Linked DNA regions of Homo sapiens: region 2 is linked to region 1. The links are chromatin loops, found by intact Hi-C in ENCODE. Cell type or tissue: B cell. All regions are shown on one strand. Links, peaks and the distances in the headings refer to the core of each region. The heading gives the core; the rest is flanking DNA.

Evidence for each region. A loop is a pair of places that touch in the nucleus more often than their neighbours do. Peaks named below come from ENCODE experiments on the same cell type or tissue, not always from the same donor. Only the 100,000 strongest peaks of a DNase experiment are listed, where the experiment ranks them.
Region 2: it touches region 1 in a loop (5-fold over the local background); 7 of 110 quality-filtered maps call a loop at or near these places.

The regions. Positions count from the first base shown.
Region 1 is chr4:77,190,281-77,198,119 of GRCh38, reverse strand. It overlaps LOC107986292 (a long non-coding RNA gene), which reads right to left. Exons shown (of 4, transcript XR_001741742.1): 4 at 5,547-5,909. Among named protein-coding and RNA genes, the nearest start is that of CCNG2, 37 kb to the right of the region's middle. RefSeq lists an enhancer at 4,216-4,265. In B cell, for the core only: no CTCF peak of the experiment used is centred there; a DNase peak (open chromatin) is centred at 4,369; H3K4me3 peaks cover 1,438 bases; H3K27ac peaks cover 2,315 bases.
Region 2 is chr4:77,122,971-77,130,809 of GRCh38, reverse strand. No RefSeq gene overlaps it. Among named protein-coding and RNA genes, the nearest start is that of CCNG2, 30 kb to the left of the region's middle. In B cell, for the core only: no CTCF peak of the experiment used is centred there; a DNase peak (open chromatin) is centred at 3,759; H3K4me3 peaks cover 1,496 bases; H3K27ac peaks cover 4,907 bases.

The sequences.
Region 1 (7,839 bases), core at 1,918-6,917:
GCACATTAGGTCCCTTTGACTGTCCTGTTGATCATGACGAATTTTTGCATCTCTACAAGTTCTCCAGACTGTTTCAGCAGTAAAATAGACCAGAAGTCATCCTGGGCTTTCCTAGGCTTCTTCCCCATCTCAACTTAGCCATGCTTCTACCAGGCCACCACATTAAGGAAGTAAGACCACATTGTCATCTACAGGGCTTACCTACTGAAGACAAGTTCCATCCCCCTCACTTTATGCTTCCTAGAGCGCCCAAACTTCTGTCACATAGTTGGGAAAGGTTATTCCAGATTAGACACCAGAATTTAGATACACAAAGGCACTGTAATGTAGCGTTTAGGCCAGAGCTGAAGTCTACTCCATTGAGAATTACTTCACAGGAAAAAACCCAGACTTGAAAGTCAGTTCCAATTCCCAGCCAGCACTCCCTCACCCATTTTCTATTGCCATTAAGTAACAAGCTACAGCTGGGTCTTCATGTTCCTTCAAGCTACGTTGTAAGTTCCTGGAGGGCAGGGACTCCCCTCTGGAGTGTGCTCAGTGTGCAAGGGTGTTAACTAATCTCTCCAGGCCAGTCAGACCAGTCCTGCACAAATGCTTCAACAGGCTCGTTTGCTACCAGCAGTTACTTGCTCCAGTCACCTGCCTCATGACCATTGCTAGGTAAAGCATTTCAGTTTGGGTGGCAGCCGGAGAAACCATTTAGCCCGAATAACCTCCAGCCACCGCTCTGCTCTCACTCAGGGGCTTTTTTAAAGAATCTATTCCCTGAGGAAAAAGATCCCAACCATTTGAAAGTCAGATGTCAGAGGGCCCGTTTGTAGGCACACTACAATTGCTTTATGGATCAGAGGATTCAGAAACAGTGAGGGCCCAGCTCCCTAGTGAGAGCACTTTCTCCAGCACCACCCCCAACTGAAGATCAGACCTACAGTACTGAAACTGATGTCATAGGAGCCGTGAGACCCAGAGTGTGAGCAGTAAGCTGAAATCTGCCACAGAAACAGGATTAAACCAAGATATGGCATCTCCCTATGGGTAGCCTGAGAATTGAGAAGTTAATCCTGTGACCACAGCTGCAAGCTTGAGGCACCTCCCTCATCAGGGACTGATTCGGAGAACTCTAGTGGGCAAGCACCTCAATAAGCAAAAGTATGTTTAGACCCCTCAGACTGTTCCAATGCCTCGGGGATTCTCTGGGCTCCTTGCGGCAGCAGGCCAGCAAGGGGTTCTGCTTACATGCTTCCTGCCACACCTAGAGCAGTCTTACTTTGCTAGATTATGTCAAGATTCTAAAGACTTAAAAGTTACTGGCCCAAATTAAACATGTAATCTGTGTAGATTGGGAGGAAGTGGGTCTTGATAAGTTACCTTTAACAAATCCCTCAAGAAATTAGTTTCTCCTAGAGTCAAGAGTTTCAGTACACCTGGTTCCAGTTTCTATCACTTAGTTCTCACCTTCGACCACCTGTAACTTCTCTCATCTGAATGGCTGACAATTAGGAAGAAAGTCGTCTTCAGCTAGGGACTGTTTTAGACAGGTTTGATGCCAAGAAGTGACATGGCTACCATCAGTTTCCTGGTAAAGAAGCCACTAGCCTCTGGCATCAAGCAGCTCTAGGTAGACACTAGACACTAAGCAGGAACCCCAAAAATAGGTTGAATCCGAAATGGTCTTGGCACAACTGAGGATTTTCAAAGTAATGCTATCCTAAGGGATAGTAAGGATTTGAGCTACTAAAAAGCTGGGTTCTCAGGCAAGCTTTAAGAGACATCAGGAGTTCAGATTGGAGTGAGGCCAGTTGCAAGACAGACAAACACGCATCAGGCCAAAGCTCAGAAGTACATAAGCAGCCTTAGGAATGGCGGGAGTGCCATTGACAAATCCTGCACTACTCCACATCTTGTTCTAAAAGGAAGTTGATATTTGAGATGTTTCAGCCCCTTCTACCTTGCTCTCCAGCCATAACTTTAAACTTGTCTCCTAAGCCATGTGAGTTTTTCTAGAACTATGTGGCATGCCCCAGAAGCCTATGCAATAACACCTACATATAGACATCAGTTCCATAGGACTCACCTGCAGTTGAAACTATAGTTAATTGGGTCGGTAGTAGATATTTTGCTCTGCCTGAGGTGGGAAAGATGAACTTTCCAGTGTCTTTACTGTTAGCCTAGGTGAAAAGTCCTGAAGACCCAGTGATCTATCAGTATTAGTTTGGATTTTTGGTTTTTTTCTTTGAGACGGAGTTTTGCTCTTGTCACCCAGGCTGGAGTGCAATGGTGCAATCTCGGCCCATTGCAACCTCTGTCTCCCAGGTTCAAGAGATGATTCTCCTGCCTCAGCCTCCAGAGTAACTGGGATTACAGGCACCTGCCACCACGCCCAGCTAATTTTTGTATTTTTAGTAGAGATAGGGTTTTCGCCATGTTGGCCAGGCTGGTCTTGAACTCCTGACCTCAGGCAATCCACCCGCCTCAGCCTCCCAAAGTGCTGGGATTACAAGCGTGAGCCACCTCACCCAGCCCAGAGTATTAGTTTTGAAGTAAAGTTGTTTATGTAAAGTTAGTTTTTGTTTCCCTCGGCTTTTATAGTGGTTGAAGTTTACAAAAACGGGAAAAGGATTAGGGAGATAAGGCATCCGTACCATGCACTTAAATTTGACCAAATTCTTATTTGGCAGGACTAAGTCACTGCTGTATTAGCTTCTGGAGTCTATAAAAGCAGAGAAAGTTTTGCTATCAGTAAAAGGACACAAGTACAGGTGAGAATGCTACAGGATGACTAATCAGAAGACTAGTTTTTAATGTTAAGCAACTGTGGAAAAACAAGGCCACCTATTCCCATCCTTGACCATCCTGCAGGAGCCTTCCCTGCCCCAGCACCCCAGCTCTAATTACAGCACTTAACTAACAGTGTTGGAAAGCCTTGGGCTTCGAGATCCCAGACCTGTCAAGTGACTCTTTGTCAAGTGGATTGTCAGCCTGGGAGACACATCCCTTGATCAGATTATCTACATGAAGGAAAGAACTCTGCTCTTCTCCTTGAACCCTGCTTTGTAAGGACAGTGTGAAGAAAGTAACTCCATGCTGATGGGGATGAGGGGAGAGTGCTTCATGTCCCTACCCATGTATTTATTCACCCTTGTTCAGGTTAAGGCAGGTGGACCTACATGACTGGACATGGTTTTAAAAAGCACTTTTCTGTAGCTGGCACGCAAGAATTACGATATTTAAGCTATGTAACTTGCTACCATCGCACCTGTGAAATTGTCAGTCAAGATAATGAACATATCCATCATGCTGTGTACTTTTGAGTCTGTCACTAAGATGCCACTTTATCTTTTCCATGACAGATGGTTTGCCTTTCCTAGTAAGCCTAAAGGAAGTGTCCATTCTCAATGCTAACGATCTGTTCAACTAGATGAAATTTCCTGTTTCAACTACTAAGTTTCTAACTGCTATCAGAAGTGCTTTCAGGTGTGTCAGTCTGACATTACCTGAGGCTTGCCAGTCAACGAGTCTCCCACCTCCACAACCAGGTGGAAGGTCAGTTGCAGCCCACAGGTTGCGTGTCTTCGAGGCAGACAGCTGCTTTCTGCTGAATATGATTAAGATCCTAACTTCCTAGTAAGGAGTCTTAAAAGCCACATGCTTGAAGTTCATTTTAGTTTTTTTTACTAATAGGTCACAAAGGGACGTTTCCTACCCTCAAAAAAAAACTAATTCAAAGTTGATCTACATTTTCTTATGGTTTTCATCGAAGTGGATCTAATTTTTAGTCTCTGAAGAGATGAGAAGCTAGCTTTTTAGTCACTTTCCACCATTACTCCAGACAGGTGTTTAATAGAGACTTTGGGATTCCAAATAGCTAAAAGGAAGTTCTAAAGATTGCTGCGCTTGCTTTAAACGTAGAACCTCTAAACCCGTGTATTTCTCTTGGAGTTTACGTAACTTCAGTAAGTTAGCTATAAGAGTGGCTTTGCTAAAGTCTATGGTAGAGATTAAACAGAAGTCAAGAGACAGGAGCCTTCTCAGCAAGTAAGGCTTGAGCATGAGAGAAGAAACCTCAATTCAAGATTGTATCTTAAGCTTCTAAAAGAACAAACTCTAAGAAAGCACAGTAACTGGAAGAGGCAAGCCTGCTAAAAACGACTTCAGGGAGTTGCTGTGACCTCCTAGGAGGTATTTTCTGCCCACACACAACGCCTAGTTCCCCTTCTTTCGAGTTCCTTAGTCCGCTTAAGTGCCCTCGCTTTTTTCTTCGTTCATCTTTCACTTCTAAAGCAAGCTAACCAAAGTTCCCCCTTGAGAATTACCAAGAGCTTGGTCCTTTCCACCCACCCCTCCAGCCACCAGAGAACTTCTTAGTACCTCGCAGGCCTACAAAGCTTTGGAAGAAACCCCGCCCGACCAACCCCAAACCATCCACCAGCGGAACAACCCACAGCCCCGCCAGGCTTCCTCGCCTTTTACACTTGAAGCCACGCCTTCCCCCTGGGTGAGGACCAATGAGAAAGCGTAGGAGCTACTTCAACTCCGCAATTGGTCCCAGACGGCTGCCAGGTGAAACCAAGCCTCTGGACGCCCCAGGGCTTTCTCTTGGGGCTTCCTACTTTAGACAGGCATTTCTCCCCTCCACCCGCTTTTTTTTTTTAACTACATTGTAAAGGCTGTTGAGTATTTTGAGAGAATAATTTAGAGTCACCTTCAAAAAGTGGCTGAATCAATTTCCCTTCCAGCACTTAGACAACATGGAAGATGTTTAGTGTGCCCTAAAGAATTTCAGAAGAAATATGAGTAGCTATTTGGTCAGACACTGGTGTTGAACACAAATATCCTTACCGTCAGACAACGCTGGTATTTCTCATCGCTCACCTGTGCGTGTTATGCATTTATTCGTTCATTCACAAGTATTATTGAGGAGGATGACTCAATGGAAGCAAGGAAGTAACCCAGTGAGGCTTTGGGTTTTGTCTGTGCTTCGCAAACGGCGGGCTAGAAAGTATGAGTATCCTCAGGACTCACATGTTTCTGGAAAGTCATTCCACTTGTACATTTGGGGATAAAAAGATTTATTTTATATTAAGACAATAGTAATCCAAACCAATATAAATAAATGAATGGGAAAAGAGATAAATCTTTCTTGCAGAAAAAGTTCAAATAATATATGTAACTCCCCACTCCAGGAGGTGGAGTTTAATCACCACACCCGTTCCTTGAGTCTGAGCAAGTTTTAGAGAATCCCTTCCAAAGAACAGAGTAGACGAAGGGAAAAGTAATAACTGTATAGTACAGAAACCTCAGCCGGGCGCGGTGGCTCACGCCTGTAATCCCAGCACTTTAGGAGGCCTACGTGGGCGGATCACGAGGTCAGGAGATTGAGATCATCCTGGTCAACACGGTGAAACCCCGTCTCTACTAAAAATACAAAAAATTAGCCGGGCATGGTGGCGGGCCCCTGTAGTCCCAGCTACTCGGGAGGCTGAGGCAAGAGAAAGGCGTGAACCCGGGAGGCGGAGCTTGCAGTTAGCCACGATCGCGCCACTGCAGTCCAGCCTGGGCGATAGAGCAAGACTCCATCTCAAAAAAAGAAACCTCGCAGGCACTATCTTAACCAAGTGATCCAGATTAATATGATCAAAGATAAACCATGTTGCTATTATGTACCCCCTGATATGATGAGAAGAGCACTTCGCTCCCATGGTATGCTTCTTCAAACCCCATACCCCTAACATAATCATAAGAAAAACATCAAAGTCAAACTGACAGCCATTCTACAAAATGCTGACCAGTAATCTTCAAAACAGTTAATCAAGGTTATGGAAATAAAGAAAGACTGAGAAAGTATTACATACCAGAAGACACTATAGAGACGTGATGAGTAAGTTCAATGTCATACCCTGGATGGGATTCTGGAACAACAACAACAAAAAAATCTATATTAGTGAAAAAAAAAAACTGGTGAAATCCAAATAAGTTTGGAGTTCTTAGCAATATACGAATGTTAATCTTTTCGTTTTGACAAATGTACTGTGGTTACATTAGATGTTAACATTAGGGGAAACTAGGTGAAGAGAATATGTTATTCACTTTACTATCCCTCAATTTTTATGTAAATCTAAAATCATTCCTAGATAAAACATTGATTTAAAATTTAAAAAAAGGAAATACATTGTAAAATTTGCATGAAATCTTAAGAAAACATGAGCCTTCAAAGAAATCTTATGCTTATCACAGACTGCTTTAAACTCTACCTTCCCCAGAGTTTCCAGAGGCACTTATCCATTATTAGAGGTATTTAGAGCAAAAGTTTTTGAAAAGCTGCAAGTTTAGCTACATGAATCCCATTGGAGGATAGATGTGAGGATGAAAAGAAGAGAAGCTGAGAGGCCAGCTGGAATCACACTGAGATCTAACCAAGTCTAAGGCAATAGGTCAATGGACAATGAGACACAAATTGACCTAGTTTATTCCTGCGACTGTCACCAGTGCTTTCCGGGAATTTACTGATGCTAGTCCCCTTCTTTCATCTTGAGTGTTCACATACTTGTAGTCAGGAGAAAGGAGATAGATACTCTTCCTTTAGGGTAGCCAGATAGAATCAACAAAATTGCCAAACATGCTGGAGAAGAACTGTTTAAAAAAACCTTTCGGCCGGGTGCGGTGGCTCACGCCTGTAATGCCAACACCTTGGGAGGCCAAGGGGAGTGGATCACTTGAGGCCAGGAGTTGGAGACCAGCCATAGGCAACATGGTGAAACCCCGTCTCTACTAAAAATACAAAAAAAATTAGCCGGTCATGGTGGCAGGCGCCTGTAGTCCCAGCTACTTGGGAGGCTGAGGCAGGAGAATTGCTTGAACCCAGGAGGTTCAAGCAGTGAACTGAGATCATGCCATTGCACTCCAGCCTGGGCAACAGAGCGAGCGAGACTCCATTAAAATAAAAAAAAAAAAAAAGACAAAAAACTTTCTCAAAAATTTAAAACACCTACTATGGAAGACTGGGTAAATAGTGGTCAAGAACACAGACTTTACAGGTAGACAGAAAAACCTGGGTTTAATTCCCAACTCTACTACCTACTAGCTCTGTGACCTCACACTAGCTAACCTCTCTAAGCTTCTGTTTTCTCAGGCTGTGAAATAGGGATACAAATAGTGCTTCCTTATAAAACTGTTGTGAGAGTTGGTTGATATTATGTTTGTAAAGCATCTAGAACTAGTTCATGGCACAAGCACATATAGCACTATTAACCAGATCTGTTCCACGTGCAATACATATTGACTCATTTAACTCTCACAACAATTCTATTATTGGTCTTCATGTCCCACATGAGGAATCTGAACCACACAAGGATGAAAAATTGGCCTAAGGTAGCACAGCCACAGTAGTGGACGTGGATTCAAACCCAAGCAGTCTGGCTCCAGAATCCTTACCTGTAGTCAGCACACTACACAGCACTGCCTGTAAAGGAAGGAAGAAGAAAGGAGACATGGCATCCTGGAAAGCCCAAGAAAAGAGGCACCCTTATAAAAGGGAAATGGTCAGCCCCACTTTGAAGTTGCAAATGTATAAATAATGCAGAAATGAATTTGGAACAATACCATGTTCATGTCCAAGGCCTGCAATGGTAGCACCTGCTTCTGCAGGCCCAAAAGTCAGTGAGAATCTTCATCTACAAGTCATACAATAACACTAAAAATAAAGCTTAACAAATAAGAGAAACCCACTCCCCGCATGTTTATGCCAGTGTTTTCTCAGTTGACTTCCTGGATAGAAAGCTCAACTACCTGATAGTCCAGTTCAAAATTAGACACATAACAATCCTCACTGTAGAGAAGCCA
Region 2 (7,839 bases), core at 1,210-6,209, 67 kb after region 1:
GGAACAGAACAGAGAACCCAGAAACAAATTCATACACCTACAGTAAACTCATTTTCCATGAAGGTGCCAAGGACATAGATTAGGGAAAGGACAGTCTCTTCAACAAATGGTGCTGGGCAAACTGGATACCTATATGCAGAAGAATAAAACTAGACCCCTATCTCTTGCCGTATACAAAAATCAAATCAAAATAGATTAAAGACTTAAATCTAGGACCTCAAACTATGAAACTACTAAGAGAAAACATTGGGGAAACTCTCCAATACATTGGTGTGGGCATATAGTTCTTGAGTAATACCCCATAAGCACGGGCAACTGAAGCAAAAATGGACAAATGGTATCACATCAAGTTAAAAAGCTTCCGCACAGAAGTGGAAACAATCAACAAAGTGAAGAAACAACCAACAGAATGGAAGACAATATCTGCAAACTACTCATCTGACAAGAGACTAATAACCAGAATGTATAAGGAGCTCAAACAACTCTATAGGAAAAAAAAACCTAATAATGTTATTTTGAAATGGGCAAAAGGGCTGGGCATGGTGGCTCACACCTGTAATCCCAGCACTTTGGGAGGCTGAGGCAGGCAGATCACAAGGCCAAGAGATGGAGACCATCCTGGCCAACGTGGTGAAACCCTGTCTCTACTAAAAATACAACAATTAGCCGGGCATAGTGGCGTGTGCCTGTAGTCCCACCTACTTGGGAGGCTGAGGCAGGAGAATTGCTTGAGCCCGGGAGGCAGAGTTTGCAGCGAGCCAAGATCCTGCCACTGCACTCCAGCCTGGCGACAGAGTGATACTCCATCTCAAAAAAAAAAAAAAAGGCAAAAAAGGCAAAAGATCTGTATAGACATCTCTCAAAAGAAGACATACAAATGGCAAACGGGTATGCGAAAAGGTGCTCAACATCATTGATCGTCAGATAAAATGGCTTATATACAAAAGACAGGCAATAACAAATGCTAGCAAGGATATGGAGAAAAGGGAACGAACCATTGTACACTGTTGGTGGGAATATTAATTAGTACAGTCACTATAGAGAACAGTGTGGAGGTTTTTCAAAAAATGAAAAATAGAGCTACCCTACAATCCAGCAATTCCTCTGCTAGGTATATACCCAAAAGAAAGGAAATCAGGGTATCGAAGAGATACCTGTACTCTCATGTTTAGTGCAGTACTATTCACCATAGCCGAGATTTGGAAGCAACCTAAGTGTCCATCAACAGACAAATGAATAAAGAAAAATGTGGTACACAATGGAGTACTATTCAGCCATAAAAAATAATGAGATCCTGTCATTTGCAGCAACATGGATGGAACTGGGGATCATTATATTAAGTGAAATAAGCCAGGCGCAGAAAGACAAATTTTACATGTTCTCACTTATTTGTGGGAGCTAAAAATTATAACAATTGAACTCACGGAGCTAGACAGTAGAAGGACGGTTTCTAGAGGCTGGGAAGGGCTAGTGGGGGTGGATAGGGAGTGGGGATGGTTAATGAGTACGAAAAAACAGAAAGAATAAGACCTGGGCCAGGCCCGGTGGCTCACGCCTGTAATCCCAGGACTTTGGGAGGCCGAGGTGGGCGGATCATGAGGTCAAGAGATCGAGACCATCCTGGCTAACATGGTGAAACCCCGTCTCTACTAAAAATACAAAAAATTAGCCGGGCATGGTGGCAGGCGCCTGTAGTCCCAGCTACTTGGGAAGCTGAGGCAGGAGAATGGCGTGAACCTGGGAGGCGGAGCTTGCAGTGAGCCAAAATGCCGCCACTGCACTCCAGCCTGGGTGACAGAGTGAGACTCCATCTCAGAAAAAAAAAGAATAAGACCTAGTATTTGATAGCACAACACAGTGACTATAGCCAATAATAATTTAAGTGTATATTTTAAAATAACTAAAAGTGTAATTGGATTGTTTGTAACACAAAGGATAAGCGCTGGAGGGTATGGATACCCCATTTACCATGATGTGATTATGCTGCATTGCATGCCTGTATCAAAGTATCTAACGTACCCCATAAACATATAAACCTACTATATACCCACAAAAATTAAAAAGAAAAAAGTTTTAAAAACTGGATTGCTGTCTTTAGAAGAAAAGATAGAGAAGGTGTGAGATAGCTCAATCATGTTAAATGTCCTTTAGATAATAGTGATACAGAACAGCTGGGTTCCTGGCTAAACCCCACCCTCAAGCCTGGACCCTCAGCCCTAGGTGAAAACAGCTGACGCTGATACAAAAGGGCTGGGCTCCCAGCTAAACCCCACCCTCAAGCCTGGAACCTTGGCCCTAAGTGAAAGCAGCTGACCCTGATACAGAAGGGCTGGGCTCTCAGCTAAACTCTACCCTCAAGCCTGGAACCTCAGCCCTAAGTGGAAGCAGCTGACCCCATTTCTCCACCCAATTGACTGCCTTTTCCGCCCACCCCATTCCCTACCCTGTGCCCATAAAACCAGACCAGCTGGCAGGAAAAAAAGAAGAAAAGAGCAACACAAGCAGCTGACCTGCAGGGATACAAGCTGCTGAGAGGCAAGCAGAGAAGCAGCCAACTGAGCGTTAGAGACTACGGATAAACGTGGCTAGCTTCAGATGGTGTGATTTCAGAGGGGAGCACAGCCAGAGACAGCTGGGCTTCAGGGAAAGATCACCTTCTTCCCGCACCATCCCCATTCCAGCTCCCCTTCCACCGAGAGCCACTTCCACTGCTCAATAAGGTCTTCCACATTCATCATCCTTCACACAGTTCGTGTGACCTGATTCTTCCTGGACACCGAACAAGAACTCGGGTGTCAAAAATGGCAGGTGCAAGAGGCTGTCACCCTGACCCTTCACTGAGCTGTTAACACTTAAACGTTCATGGACTGCAGACTGAGTGAAATAAGCCACTCTAGTTCCTGCCCACAAAGGGGGTCAAGGAGATCAAGGAAACATCCTGTCTCAATAGGAAATATTGGGGTATATAAAAACTTTTACAGATCTGTTATAGATCCTTCCCTAGACAATGTGTCTAGGAGACTTATCTATGACTTACAGCAACACTTCTTGTCTTAGGTTGGGTTTTGTAGAAGCAGAGCCTCAGGAAGGGGTTCTAGTGTCTGTACTTTGAGCGAATGCTCTTTAGAAAAAATCTGTAAGGAAAGGGAAGAGCCAGATAAAAAGGAGCTGAGCAAGGATATGGTTCCAGGAAAAGTCTGGGTTGGGACAGAAGAGTGTTGGAGAGTAGAAACAAGTTGGTCCTTGGTCACCCTTGGGGAGGAGGGGGGTATAATGTCTCAGGAGCCTCCAGTGAGGTGGATCCATTTAGCCAAAGTCAAGCCTCTGGAGAAAGTCACAGCTATAAGCTGTTGGCCCAGGCACATGAGCAGCTGAAGGATGAACGGCCCAGGCTATAAGGGGGATCTGGGCTAGGCAACAATAATGTCTAACACACTGTGGTTTGTTCTTCTTTTTAATACATGATAGTGAGAACTTCATTTTGCATATTCTTTGTATCTCCAGTACTTACCACCGTGCCTAACATATGGTAGGTTTGTAATAAATTGTTTCATTTATTTAAATTACATATTGAGAGCTACTTATCAAATCTACAAAACAATTTCTTAAAAGAGCCATGTAAATTCAGATTTTATTTTGTACTCTTGCTAAATAACATTGTGATGTTTTCCATCATACTCTGTGTTACCACACCAGCTGCTTCTATAATATATTCTTTTCTGCATACCAGTTGTAAAAGAGGAAGGAAGTGTGATCTTGTGGTGAAAAGAGTAGCTTGAGAACCCAGAGATCCTAGCCTTACACTTCTCTTATTGGAGGCCCAAGTGAAGTCACTGGACCTCTCAAAGGTCCTACAGTGTTAGGAAAGGGGAATAATAAATCCTTAAGTGGTCTGTTTTACTTCAGAATAACTACATCTTTCATACTTTTTATGTTAAATGTTTTTGGCCGGGCACGTTGGCTTATGCCTCTAATCCCAGCACTTTGGGAGGCTGAGATGGGGTGATCATCTGAGGTCATGAGTTCAAGACCAGCCTGGCCAACATGGTGAAACCCCGTCTACTAAAAATACAAAATTAGCCAGGCATGGAGTGCCTGTAATCCCAGCTACTTGGGAGGCTGAGGCAGAAGAATTGCTTGAACCAAGGAAGTGGAGGTTGCAGTGAGCTGCGATTACGCCACTGCACTCCAGCCTGGGCGACAGAGCAAGACTCTGTATCAAAAAAAAAAAAAAAAAAAAAAAAAAAAAGAGAGAGAGAGAGAAAAGAAAAGAAAAAACTTCATTGCAGACTTTACTCTCCTGGGCTGACGGGATCCTCCTGCCTCAGCTTCCTGAGTAGCTGGTAATACAGGCATGCACCACAACACCTAGCTAATAAAAAAAAAAATTTTGGCCAGGCACTATGGCTCACAACTGTAATCCCAGCACTTTGGGAGGCCGAGGCCAGTGGATCACCTGAGGTCAGGAGTTCAGGACCAGCCTGACAAACATGATGAAACCCCGTCTCTACTAAAAATACCAAAATTCGCCAGGCGTGGTGGCACATGCCTGTAATCCCAGGCTTGGGAGGCTGACGCAGGAGAATCGTTTGAGCCCAGGAGGCGGAGCACCTTCCTGCTGAAGATAGAAGTCTGGAAGTTCTGATGTTTACAGAACACGTTTCTGGAATCTTAGAATACTGAGATATTGGGCTTGGCACACCCTGCTGTGGATAGGGAAGAGGAGCCTAAGATGAGCTCATTTCTGCATATCTGCCTTAATGCACATGAAAAAATTGGCCTCATTCGGTATAGATATACATAAAGGAAAGGCAGAAAGGAACTGAGGTTGGAGTCTCATAAGGTTACTACCAAAGTAACCGTATTGCTTCAGTGAGAGAGCACAGAGCCTTCTGAATGCCTCTTTAACACTGTGGATTTCATCAAACTTTCTCCTAGACTTAGAGAAACTGTGTGGCAACCACTTTCTCTCTGTCTATAATCTTCAGGGAACCATGCATGTCCACAGAGTGGGGAGCTGGATTATGTCCAAGGAGCCCTATTTTTTGGAGGGAGAGGGATAGGTTGCTCAAAATATTACAGTATACTGAAGGTATGAAATCAGAAAATTGGGGAATAGAGACCAATGAGAAAAGCACAAAGATCTTTTTGCATAGGATATATAAGCCCAAACACTCGTAATGAAATTAATAGCCTAACAAAAAACATTTGCTCATCAATTACATATAAATTAAGCTATGAATCAATAAATGCTTTCATAACCATGAATTATACCAGGCATTTACCTCATGAATAATCATCTGGCTCCATCAGAGCTGACAAAGTTTGGACTTGGCAGAAAAAATAAAACAATTTAGAAAGAGAGTTTCTGAAGTTGACTCTGCATGTGTGTTTGTATTTGCACTCTGAGTGTAAATAACTGCATATGTGATGTGGGAGGAAAAGCTGGCATGGGGGAGGTGGAGATAAATAGGTATGAGATACTCTGGAAGCAAATAAACAGAATATTCACAGACCTCTAAAGATAAATCTTCCCAGCTGGGCACGGTGGCTCACGCCTGTAATCCCAGCACTTTGGGAGGCCAAGGGGAGCGGATCACAAGGTCAGGCGTTCAAGACCAGCCTGGCCAACATAGTGAAACCCTGTTTTTACTAAAAATATAAAAAATTAGCCGGGCGTGGTGGCAGGCGCCTGTAATCCCAGCTACTCGGGAGGCTGAGGCAGGAGAATTGCTTGAACCTGGGAGGCGGAGGTTGCAGTGAGTGGAGATCGCGCCATTGCACTATAGCCTGGGCAACAGTGCGAGACTCCATCTCAAAAACAAACAAACAAACGAAAGATAAATCTTCCCTATTTCCAAAAATTCCCTACATTGTTGTTTATTCTCTCAGGGACTAGCTAGAAATCAGATTCCCCTCTTCAGATATTGAGGCTCAAAAGATAACATTTATTGGCAAGGATGTGGAGAAAAGGGAACCCTTGAACACTGTTGGCAGGAATGCGAATTAGTACAGCTATTCTAGACTATGGAGGTTCCTCAAGAAACTGAAAATGTGACTACCATATGATTGAGCAGTTCTACTTCTGGGTATACATGCAAAAGAAATTAAATCACTATCTTGAAGAGATACCAGCAATCTCATGTTCACTGAAGCATTATTCATAACAGCCAAGACACAGAGTCAACCTAAGTGTCCATCGACAGATAAATGAATATATATACTTATATATGAATGCAAATGAATACATGTTGGAATACACACAAGTGGAATATTTCCCAGCCTTAGAAGAGAAGGGAGTCCTGCCATTTGCAGCAACATGAATGAACCTAGAGGACATTCTGCTGAGTGAAACAAGCCAGTCATAAAAAGATAAATGTCATATGATATCACTGTTAACTCAAAAGTATCTAAGGCCTGTCTCAATCAATTTAGGAAGCTTATTTTGCCAAGGTTAAGGACACACCTGTGACACAGCCTCAGGAAGTCCTGGGGACATGAGCCCAAGGTGGTTTGGGTACAGTTTACTTTTATACATTTTAGGGAGACATGAAACATCAATCAATATGTGTAAGATGTATACTCGTTCAGTCCAGAAAGGTAGGACAACTTGAAGTGGGGAGGGGTTCTAAGTTATAGGTAGACAGGAAACAAACAGTTGCATTCTTCTGGGATTTTGATGAGCCTTTCAGTGAATACACAACTTACATGTGAGAGGGGGTAGAGGAATTGTCATTTAAGCCTTAGTCTGGCTCAGTGAATCTGGATTTTTACATAAACAATGGGACAGAGGAGGCAAATCAGACAGGCATTTATCTCAGGTGAGCAGAGGGATGCCTTTGAGTTCTGTCCTTTTTCTTGCTCCTGTGAAGATAAGCCGTCAATTTACATTGCCAAGGTGAAATTCAACAGAACTGTTTTAGGGTAAAGACCTGGTGGCCCACAGGTAATCTCCTTCTGGGGAAATTGTGAGGGAAGTATTTAGCTTTTTATCTTTGTAGCTATCTTACTTAGTAATAAAATGGGAGGCAGGTTTGCCTGATGCAGTTCCCAGCTTGACTTTTCCCTCTGGCTTAGTGATAAGTCCCAGATCTATTTTCCTTTCACATCACTTACATGTGGAAGCTAAAAAGTTGCATTTATTGAAATAGAGAGTAGACGAGTGCTCACCAAGGGCCCAAAGGTTGGGGAAACAGGGAAGTGTTGGTTAAAGGGTACAAAGTTTCAGTTCTGCAGGATGAATAAGTTCTGGAGACCTAATGTACAGCATGATGACTATAGTTAACAGTAATACATTATATACTTGAAATTTGCTGAGAATCAATCTTGTGTCCTCACCCCTAAAATAAAAAGGTAATTATGTAAGCTTATGGATATGTCAATTACTTTGTGGTAATTATTTCAAAACATGTATGCATATCAAATCATTACATGCCTTAAATATCTGTACTTTTTTTTGTCAGTTTTACCTCTGTAAAGCTTGGGGGGATAAAAGAAATTGATGCTCATTGGCGAGAACTCCTCCACCATCCTCATTACCTTTCTGGACTGAACCAATATACATCTTACACATATTGATTGACGTTTCATGTCTCCCTAAAATGTATAATAGTAAACCGTACCCAAACCACCTTGGGCTTATATCCCCAGGACCTCCTCATTACACAGCGGCAAGGTCAGATGGGGAGTTCCACTACCCCACTGTAAATGCCCAATGGATTACCCTGCCCGCTGCCTAGACAGAACCAATTTATCAAGACAGGAGAATTGCAATGGTAAAAGAGTAATTCACGCAGAGCCAGCTGTTTTTATTATTACTCAAATCAGTCTCCCTGCGCA